Linked DNA regions of Homo sapiens: region 1 is linked to region 2. A link is an interaction called in ENCODE POLR2A ChIA-PET data of the cell type or tissue named here. Cell type or tissue: HepG2. All regions are shown on one strand. Each heading gives the region's core, and the rest is flanking DNA. Links, peaks and the distances in the headings are about the cores only. Region 1 has its middle 12 kb from the start of CD300A. Region 2 overlaps GPR142 (G protein-coupled receptor 142).

Region 1 (5,365 bases), core at 173-5,172, 81 kb after region 2:
GGGGAGGGAGGCGACCCCAAAAGTATCCCTGTTGCTGCCTGGCATGGCTGGAAGAGGCAGCCAGGATACCCATTGGGTGAAATTCTCAGTGCACAGAACCAGGGATGGCTGGTAAATCCCCTGGGCCATGAAGACCTGCCTGCCGAGTGCCTTTCCTGGCTTTCCAGTTTACTCATGGCCCTGCACTTGTTCGTCAGCCCCCCACAGCTCATAGAAGAGAGCAAGCAACAGAGGCTAAGTGCCTGCCCTGTGGGGGTGCTGCTTGGAAGGGTCTGTTGGCCCTCCAAGCCATTCTCGCCAAGGGCAGCATTTTCACTAGCCCCCGGAGGATGCGCCAAGGTCAGGCACAGGTGCCAGGAACCAGGATTTGTTTCCTGTCTGCCGTCTCCACTCTGGGCCCTCCAGGAAGCTGCAGCCCCTGTTCACAGCAGCTGCATGAATTATTTAGCATCTGCACCAGACCGGGAGTGCTCTGACCTCATCCTCCTTGGGCTCAGGGTGCGGTTCTGACCTCATCCTCCTTGAAAAAAGGTTGTTGATAGGCAGAGGCTGGAGCGGTGCGTCCCTCTGGGGTGCGGGTGATTAAAAGGGAGACACCAGTACCCTCAGAGAAGGAGGTGGGGAGCAGCGACCCATGCCCTTGTCGCAGGAGGCAATTCTGCAGCACGCAGAAAATATGACTTTGGAATCAGAGGCTGCGGGTTCACATCCTGGCTGTTAGTAGTTCTGTGACCTTCAGCAGCTCCCTTGGTCCTTCCTCAGTCTTCTCATCTGAAAAATGGGGGTACCAGCCCCCTGAGTTTGTGTTTGGTGTTCTGTCCCCTCCAGATAACCCCCACGAAAGTCACAGTCAAGGCAGAGCGTCCAGGCACCATCTGCCCAGTGTTTCCTGCCCAGACAAGCAGGTCTTCTGGCCAGATTTCAGTTTGGCACCTCCTGGTGCCACATCTTCCCTTCCCTCTATGCTGCCTCATGCCCTGGGTCCCCAGAGTGGGTGGCTTGGCAGGTTGCCACGATTGGAAGAGGATGCTAAGGAGAGAGACCCTTGGCAGTGCCCGCGCCCTGACTGGCAGGGGAGAAGGGCTAGCAGAGGCGTTAGGAGGGTCGCCAGGTGCACAGGAAGCCTAAGAAGCTAGGCTGAAGATCTGGGACGGAGCTGCTTTCTGCCAGCAAATGTCCACTGTCTACTGGGTGGACGGGAGGGAGTGGAGATGAGAGCGATCTGGTCTCTGCCCTCCTTTGCCAGGTCAGGCCTGAGGGCTGAAGTGGGAGTGGCCATGTGAGTCCCAGCAAATGCGTTTTGGGATTAAGCACGCAGGTGCCTTCAGCAAGCTTCCCCGGGTATCCCCTTCCCAAGCGGCACCTTCGTGGCAGGCAGGGCATCTCGGACCAGGGCCTGGCTCCAGCTAGCTCTGTGGCCTTGGACAGCTCCCTTGACCCCTCGCCCCCGCAAGGGTTTCCTCATCTGTAAAATACACCCCGATGTCTCCAGCTCTGTCTAAGCCCTGGAGTTGGTGTCCCCAGCAGTGGAGAGGGGACCTAAAGCCCCAGGGCTCTGCCGCAGATGCACCCCCAGGGGTTCCGACTCAAAGTCTGGAGCAGAACTGGGCAGACACAGGGTGACCGCCTGGCTGTGCTTTGGAGAGAGAAGTTGGGTCCCGTGGGGGTGAATGGGGCCGGTCCCAGACCGGTTGTCCGCCCCATCCGCCGACCCCTCACCTCCGCAGACTCCTCCAAGCCAGGGGCCTGGAAGTGGCTCCTTCTGATTCACCTAAAGGCAACGGTGGCTTGCCTCACCCCCAACTCCACCGACGGCAGGAGAGGGTCCGCGGGGGCCCGGGCCCAGGGAAGGTTTTACGCTCCGTCCTTAACCCAGCGTCCTAACCTGACCCGGCTGGGAGAGGGGGCGGGGCCCCGGAACCCCACCCGCAGACAGCCCACTCCCCCGCACGCACCTGGGTTGGGGGAGGTGGGGGGCGGTGGGGGGCAGTGAAGGTGGGGGGAGGTGGGGGTGGGCCCGAGCAGCCGGCGCGCCCACGTGCCTCTCCCGCGAGGGCCCGGCCACCCCAGCTCCAGCCAACCCGAGGCCGCCTCTCGTGCCCCACCCCAAGCCCCGCCCCGGCCCCTGCAACCCGATCCTCGCCGCGGGGCGGCGGCCGAAGCCAGCTGTCCCAGCTCCTGCTGTAGCCTGGGGGCCGGGCCGCCGCGCTCCGCCCATCCCCGCCCTCAGAGCTGGGCCTCGCAGCCGCTAGGGATTGCGGGGGCCGCATTTATCCCTGTGTCTCTCAGGCCCCGCAGAGACGGGGGTGGGGTGGGTGACGCCAGGGAAGCAGGCCCCTTTTCCCAAGGGAAGAATCCCCTTCCGGAGGCCCGCCGGGCCATGGAGTTTCCGCGGGTGGAGGTAGTGAGGCCAAGGGCACGGGGAGCCCTGTCGCTGCCTTACGTCTGGCTCTAGGCCGGGGTTCCTCGGCTCCACCAGCGACATTTGTGGCCGGATCGCTGTGTAGTGGAGCTGGCCCGGGAACTGCAGGATATTGAGCGGCATCCCTGACCCCCTCCACTGGATGCCAGGAGCACAGCCAGCCCCCTAACCCTACAACCACAAATGTCTCTGGACACGGCCAAACGTCCCCTGGGGGCAAACTCTCCGGGTGGAAACCCACTCCCCGAGGGTTTTTCGGTGGGCATTTGAGGCAGCCACACGGGCTGGGGGCCTGGAGCTCGAGGTCCCTGCAGCCAGGAAGCTGGTGCTGGCCTCCCCTTCTCCCCGGCGCTGCCAGCTGCTTCAGGCTGGCCTGGGAACTGTGACCCTTGGCCTGACAGTATTTCGGCAGCATGTGACCTGCCAGGCTTTCTCACCGTAGGGTGCCCCCACCCTGATGTGGGTGCTGGCACAGGGGATGCTGGGGACAAGCCCATCACTAGCAGTCAGGCCAGCTGGGGCACCGGAAAGAGACTCAGGCACTGGGTGTCCATGGGCAGCCTGAGGTTCCCAAGAGAAGCTGGGCTGAGGCCGCCGTGTGAGCCCAGGGGCTGTCCGGGCTGAAGGTCAGGGGGCATCCTGGCCCACAGGGTCCACCCCTTACGCGCACACACACACACACACACACACACACACGCACACACTGGGTGGGGCGTGGGAAAGACAAAAGGAGTCGGTCCCAGCTGGGGAGGATCCCGCCCTGTCCCTTCACCAGGCCCATTTGGGAGCGGTCATCAGAGCCAGGAAGGTGGTGAGAGGGCTGGGGCAGGGCACTGTTGGCCCCAACCCCCACTGCGTGCCACCCTGCCATGCAAAGCAGAATTTTCAGAAGAATCCAATTGCAGACTTAACGGGGGAGGTTTTAGTAGCTCCCCCTCCCCCTGTGTATTCACAATTGACTGTATTTGCATAGGAAATCTGGAAAGAGACAAAAGGCACCATAGCAGATGTTAAAGTGGACCATTGGGGGAGTTGGCCGGGGGCGTGGGGGGAAAGGGGGTCGGATGTGGGGGTGGGAATCCCCTGGTACCAAGCAGATGAGGGACAAGAAGATTTTTTCTGTCTCGTTTTGCTTTTTCTTTCTCTCCTTCCTTTCTCTCTTTTCCATAAAAATAAATTACATATTTTTAAAAAAAAATTCTTCTGAAAGAAAGAAAAGGGGCCAAAGGTAGCAGTGGCCCCCCACCAGCAGCTGCAGTGGCCTGCGACGTCCCTGCCCCAGCCTTCACAAAGACCAGACTGAGCTACCCTCGGCCACACTCCCTTTCCTCATCTCTCCCCCTGAGAAAGATGGGCCAACTTTTAGCCTGCCTAGATTTTCAACTCATTCTCTCCTTGGGAGGGTTTTCAAGGAGGCTGGGGCGGGGAGTGTGTGTTCATTGCATGTATGTGGCATGGGGCACCCACCCTCCACCCAGCCTTGCTGAATGATTCTTCGAAGGCTGAATTAGATTTACATCCGTGGAGCAGATTGGTGTGCTGTTTCTCAGCGTGTAGCTCATCATTATAAAACATGCTGTGTCCCATGGGGCAGACAGCAACAGACATGGGAATAGCATTTGGCTCATTAATTCATTCATTCATCAGGTTTTCATCCATATTTATCAAAGGCTGCTCCGTGCCATCATTCTAATTAACATCAATTCCCACACTGATCTCTCTCCTAGTATCCAAGTCTGTCTGGCACACAATTCTGTCACCTCCTCCAATCTGAGGCTTCCATCTCCACAACTCACTGCAGCCCGGTGTCCTGGGTCTCTGAGGGGAATCTCTTACTGTGTGTGCCAGTTCCTCAGCTACTTGACGGTGTCTGTAGATAGTGACCTGCTCTGAGGTCTGCAAGGGCAAAGTCACCCCCATCCCTGCATCTGTGTTCATGTCCCTGTGATGGGGATGATGGTTCACTGATGGGAACTTTGGTCACCTGGGGACAGCTGTGTCCTGGCTTTGAAAGTGAGGCTGGTTGGCCATGCATCATGGCTCACACCTGTAATCCCAGCACTTGGCAAGGCCAAGGCGGGGGAATTGATTGAGGCCAGGAGTTTGCGACCAGCCTGGCCAACATGGTGAAACCCTGTCTCTACTGAAAATACAAAAATTAGCCGGGGTTGGTGGTGCTCACCTGTAATCCCAGCTACTTGGGAGGCTGAGGCAGGAGAATCGCTTGAACCCAGGAGGTGGAGTTTGCAGTGGGCAGAGATTGTGTCACTGCACTCCAACCTGGGTGACACATTGAGACTCTGTCTCAAAAAAAAAAAAAAAAAAAGGAAAGAAAGTAGGCCAGGGAGATGGCCGGCCTGGGTTGCGGTGGGGGACTCTCTCCTTTGGTCATAGTCAGAAAGGTTAAGAGGGTGCTCTCCTGGGCACCCGTGAAGTGCCAGGTGTTCTCATAACCCCCGTGCACTCCAGTTCGTAAACTTGTCTGATTCTAGAAATCATCTGAATGCATTTGTTAAAATGACAGATTCCCAGTCCCCAACTGGAGAGACGCCTTATTCAGCTGGTCCGAGGCAGGCCCCAGAATCTGCATTCTCAGCCAGTACCCAAGGTGTTTGTTACATCAGTCAAACTTGGGCCCCACTACTGTAGGGGAGGCTGAGATGGGTTAATGCTGCCTCCACCACTGCCTGGGGGAGTCGGGAGAAGGAGCTGGGTGATTGAGTGACCAGGAGGCCTTTCAAGTCATCACCTTCTCACCTTTTCAGTGGTGGAGGTGGGAGCTTGTGTAGGGACTGTGGTGCAGGGTTGGGGTAGGAGAGAGAAGAGTCAAGAGATCTAAGGCTGTGGTCCCCCAGCTTCCCCCATGACTGAGGACCCATTTGAGGACAGGCTGGACGTTTTTCTGTATTTTTCAAGGGTTCTGTTCACTCTCCTTCCCGAATT
Region 2 (5,365 bases), core at 146-5,145:
TAACAAAATTCACATAGGAACTGGCTCAGCTCAGTACAAAGCTCCCCGTGCTGCCCATGCCTTCAGAGAGCAGAGCTTGGGGCAGAGGTGGGTGTGTGGATATGGGAAGGACGGGTGGTCTCGGCCCTGGGGATTTCCCCAAGTCTGATAGCTAAACCCATGCCTGTGTCTAGGGACGCCTCCATTCTGGAGGACACAGAAAACCTAAAAAGGACTTGGAGGACAATGCCATAGGACAGGTAGCTTTTTTTTTTTTTTTGAGATGGAGTCTCACTCTGTCACCCAGGCTGGAGTGCAGTGGCATGATCTCGGCTCATTGCAGCCTCCACTTCCCAGGTTCAAGCAATTCTCCTGCCTCAGCCTCCCAAGTAGCTGGGATTACAGGCATGCACCACCGTGCCTGGCTAATTTGTATATTTTTTTAACAGAGACGGGGTTTCTCCATGTTGGTCAGGCTGGTCTTGAACTCCTGACCTCAGGTGATCTGCTCGCCTTGGCCTCCCAAAGTGCTGGATTACAGGCGTGAGCCACCACACCTGGCCAGGACAGGTGGCTGCTGAGGACCCTTCCATGTGCACTTACCTGTGCATAACCGGGGTACAGCCAGTGGCCTGCAGTGGATGGACAGGGCAGAGCTGGCCTGGGTGGCCTTCTGGGCAAAGTGGGGTTTCAGAAGGATCTGGAAGGAGAAAAAAGAGAAGCCAGCGCAGCCTCTGCACATGCAGATGGGGAGGTGCGATGGCGACACCTTGGAAAGCAGAGTCTGAGCTCTCTTCTGATGCCTCTCCCCTCCCTCACCTCGGCTGCCCTCAGTCAGCCTCCTGACCGCAGTGGCCCTGGCGCGCCTTGCCACCAGGACCAGGAGGCCCTCCTACTACTACCTTCTGGCGCTCACAGCCTCGGATATCATCATCCAGGTGGTCATCGTGTTCGCGGGCTTCCTCCTGCAGGGAGCAGTGCTGGCCCGCCAGGTGCCCCAGGCTGTGGTGCGCACGGCCAACATCCTGGAGTTTGCTGCCAACCACGCCTCAGTCTGGATCGCCATCCTGCTCACGGTTGACCGCTACACTGCCCTGTGCCACCCCCTGCACCATCGGGCCGCCTCGTCCCCAGGCCGGACCCGCCGGGCCATTGCTGCTGTCCTGAGTGCTGCCCTGTTGACCGGCATCCCCTTCTACTGGTGGCTGGACATGTGGAGAGACACCGACTCACCCAGAACACTGGACGAGGTCCTCAAGTGGGCTCACTGTCTCACTGTCTATTTCATCCCTTGTGGCGTGTTCCTGGTCACCAACTCGGCCATCATCCACCGGCTACGGAGGAGGGGCCGGAGTGGGCTGCAGCCCCGGGTGGGCAAGAGCACAGCCATCCTCCTGGGCATCACCACACTGTTCACCCTCCTGTGGGCGCCCCGGGTCTTCGTCATGCTCTACCACATGTACGTGGCCCCTGTCCACCGGGACTGGAGGGTCCACCTGGCCTTGGATGTGGCCAATATGGTGGCCATGCTCCACACGGCAGCCAACTTCGGCCTCTACTGCTTTGTCAGCAAGACTTTCCGGGCCACTGTCCGACAGGTCATCCACGATGCCTACCTGCCCTGCACTTTGGCATCACAGCCAGAGGGCATGGCGGCGAAGCCTGTGATGGAGCCTCCGGGACTCCCCACAGGGGCAGAAGTGTAGAGGAGGGGGCCCAGCTAGGGAGCTCAGGGTGGCTCATGGCCACATGTACTGGGGCCTTTGAGGTTGTACCCAAAACACGTTTATCAACAGCTTGCTTTCCTTGGGTGGGGGTGGAGGCTCCTCCTTTGGGTGTGGCTCCCAGGTAGAGAGGAGGACAACTTAGCCAGCTCTTATGTTTGCTTCACCAGCAATCCCTATTTCCTGGGAAGATGAAAGGGCACTGCCAGGCACAGGCTAATAGCATCAGTGCTGTGGGCATTCCTTTGCGGGGGGCATTTTGCCTGGCTCATCGTGAATGCCAGATTAATGTTGGTTGAATGGATAGAAAAACGGACAGATGGAGGCCGGGTGCGGTGGCTCACGCCTGTAATCCCAGCACGTTGGGAGGCTGAGGCAGGCGGATCACGAGGTCAGGAGATCGAGACCACAGTGAAACCCTGTCTCTACTAAAAATACAAAAAATTAGCTGGACGCAGTGGCGGGCGCCTGTAGTCCCAGCTACTCGGGAGGCTGAGGCAGGAGAATGGCGTGAACCCGGAAGGCGGAGCTTGCGGTGAGCCGAGATCCCGCCACTGCACTCCAGCCTGGGCGACAGAGTGAGACTCCGTCTCAAAAAAACAAAAACAAAAACAAAAACAAAAAAGGACAGATGGATGGATGGATGGATAGATGGATGGATGGATGGATGGATGGATGTGAATTGTCTCCAGCCCACCCCCCTTTCCTGGTGCCTGCTTCTCATTCCCTGAATGGATCACCTCTCCAGCTCCTAGTGGCAATGCCAGAGTTTGAAAAGGAAGATATCTTCAGGACTTAAGGCATTTCTTAGGCTGGAGGAAACAAAGAAATTGAGCTGAGCAATGGGAGGGGGCTGCTTGGGGGATAAAAGCCCCCAGGGCCAGTCAGAAAGGGGTGATCTTAAATCAGATGTGAGGAGCCCAGGCCTGTGTCTGTCCAGCCACAGGAGACACAGCCCCTTAGGTCTCAAACACCCTGGTTGGATTCCACATTACTCCCTGCCCTAAACCAGTACAGGTTCATGGGCCCAGAACCAGCACTGGGGCTATAGTTTTTGTTGTTGCCAATGAGGAGAAAGAAAATGGTCTCTTAACCCAGGGTACTAGGAGAACAGGAAAGGAGGACCTAGCTGGAGATGACCCTGAGCTTCTGCTGAGCCCCCCGAGCTCACGCCCCTTGGGGAAAGGTCTTTTCCTCCACCACTGGGAGGCGGGAGTTGGCAGAGTCCATCAGAGCCATGAGGAGCTCTGCTCCCCACCCTCAGCCTCTCCAGGGAGGCTCTCCAGGGCCCCTCTCTCCTCTCAGCACCACCATCCCGGAGAGGCAGCTGGGAGAGATCAGCAGATGGAACTCCCAGCTGCTCCAGGCTGTGGGTAAACACATTAGCAGCTGAGCTAGGACCACTTTCTGCTTCCTGGTCAGGCTGAGCTGACCTTTGTCCTGAATGGGAGGTTCAGACCTGCCCCCACCCTCTTAGTGGGATGACATCAGTCAAAGAGCTGTTTGTGCACCCAGCACACAGTCAATGCAGAATCAATGCTTGGCTTTCCACTTTGCCTCTCTGCTTCTCCCCAGAGCAGGGATGTCCAGACAGGGAGGTTCAGCTAACCCAGAAAGAGGATAATGTGGGTCTCCAATGCATTTGCCATGATTCTCAACTCCAAAAAACTCTGAAAACCAAAACATGTTTCCGAAATGTGCCACAAACACGTTTAGCGGCACAGCGTGACCCGGTGTGAGGTGATTTCTGGTCCCGAAGTTGTCCTGTGATTGTGAGTCCTGCCAGCCCCACCAGGGACTGTTAGTGGAGTGATCATGTACTGCTGTCCACACCCCACGGAATCGTGATCGAACGCGCACCACTACATGCACACAGCACCTTCCTCTGCTCTGACGTATTCTGAATTCCAAGACATGTGGTGCCGAGTTCAGAGAAAGGACTGAAGACCTGTAAGCCCAACACTTCTGCTCCGGGGTGGTCTACACTGACCCTGAGCAGGTGTTAAGGATGGAGGACCCCCTCACCCGCCCACACCTCCATGTGCACACACAGATGTATCCCCAGGCAGGGTTGATGCACCTGCGCTTTATTCTTTGCTTAAGGAGGAGGGGGATGCAAATGCAGGTACCCGGGGAGGGAGAAGGTCCACCGGAGGACCAGATAATGTCGGCCCCAGCCCAGCCTGAGCCTGCCCTACAGAAGCGGGCACGGGAAGAAAGCACAAAGTTCCATGGATGAAGAACTAAATGGAACAACCTGCAGGGACCCTGCAGGAGAGAACCCAGTATCAGGGAAGAGCATCTGTGTCTCCATGGATGGCAACAGCAGCTGGGTCTAGGCCAGAGGCAGGATGCCTTCCTCAGCTGGCTGGGGGGCTGTCTTTCAGGAGGCCAGCTGCAATATTAGCTCAACTGTCTCTGAGCACCAGTGAAACCAGGAACTTCCAGAAACTGTTGGGGAGGCTCTTTCAAGACACAGTTTTGTTTTGTTTTGTTTTGTTTTGTTGACATGGAGTCTCGCTCTGTTGCCCAGTCGCTCAGGCTGGAGTGCAGTGGTGTGATCTCAGCTCACTGCAACCTCCGCCTCCTGGGTTCAAGTGACTTTCCTGCCTCAGCCTCCCAAGTAGCTGGGACTACAAGCGCACACCACCACATCCAGCTAATTTTTTTATTTTTAGTAGAGACGGGGTTCCACCATGTTGGCCAGGCTGGTTGAAACAATTTTGCATTGAGCCACCATAACCCCAGTGTTAATATTGCTATAACCTCACTTGTACCGACAGGCTGGGGCAGTCAGTGACTTTTTCAAACAACCCTGCATATGGAGTATTGTAACTGTTTTACAAACTTAGGAAATTGAGGCACAGAGAGATTAAATGGTATGCCCCTAGCCCAAAGCTGGTCAAGAGCAGCACTGACACTCAAACCCAAGTCTCCTGGTTCCTGGTCCATTGTCTGTTCCACCCCACACCTTGCAGGTGCTCTCAGATGTAGAAGATTAGAGGCAGACCGCTCTCGGGGATCTTTTGCATTGCTTAGAACTTTCTAGTGCTGGACTTATCAGATTTGAGAACCAGTATCACATTTTCCTAATAAAATGCATTAGGTGGTCAGGTGTGGTGGCTCACGCCTGTAATCCCAGCACTTTGGGAGGCAGAGGTGGGCGGATCACTTCGGGTCAGGAGTTCGAGACCAGCCTGGCCAACATGGTGAAACCCCATCTCTACTAACAAATACAAAAACTAGCTGGGCGTGGTGGTGGACACCTGTAATTCCAAGTTCTCAGAGGCTGAGGCAGGAGAATCGCTTGAACCCAGGAGACGGAGGTTGCAGCGAGCTGAGATCGCGCCATAGAAACACCATGGAACTCCAACCTGGGCAACAAGAGTGAAACTTCGACTCAAAAAAAAAAGAGAAAAAACACATTAGGTAACAGTTTCTTTTTAGCATTTGTGTAACCTTTAATAAAATAAAGTGATAATCACCTTGGTAAGCATGTCACTGAAATGTAAATGAAAAGTATTATTAAATCTGCCAAACTGGCTTCTAGAGGAGAGAAAGACTTAAATGGTTTCAGTTTCTCCTTCTTCCCTTCTCCCTCCATAGCCTACCCACTCATCTGCTGAAATATCTTAGCTAAAGAAAATCCTTTTTGAAATTCT

What was found. ChIA-PET counts read pairs that join two places held together with the same protein. Peaks named below come from ENCODE experiments on the same cell type or tissue, not always from the same donor. Only the 100,000 strongest peaks of a DNase experiment are listed, where the experiment ranks them.
Region 1: POLR2A ChIA-PET joins it to region 2 with 29 read pairs; 15 of 35 experiments call an interaction of 5 or more read pairs at or near these places.

The regions. Positions count from the first base shown.
Region 1 is chr17:74,452,035-74,457,399 of GRCh38, forward strand. No RefSeq gene overlaps it. Among named protein-coding and RNA genes, the nearest start is that of CD300A, 12 kb to the right of the region's middle. RefSeq lists enhancers at 37-1,028, 1,029-2,019, 2,774-3,444 and a silencer at 1,919-2,278. In HepG2, for the core only: no CTCF peak of the experiment used is centred there; a DNase peak (open chromatin) is centred at 2,207; H3K4me3 peaks cover 1,642 bases; H3K27me3 peaks cover 1,111 bases.
Region 2 is chr17:74,370,916-74,376,280 of GRCh38, forward strand. It overlaps GPR142 (G protein-coupled receptor 142), which reads left to right. Exons shown (of 4, transcript NM_001331076.1): 4 at 814-1,685. The coding sequence ends at 1,685. Among named protein-coding and RNA genes, the nearest start is that of GPR142, 6.1 kb to the left of the region's middle. In HepG2, for the core only: no CTCF peak of the experiment used is centred there; a DNase peak (open chromatin) is centred at 3,146; H3K27me3 peaks cover 76 bases.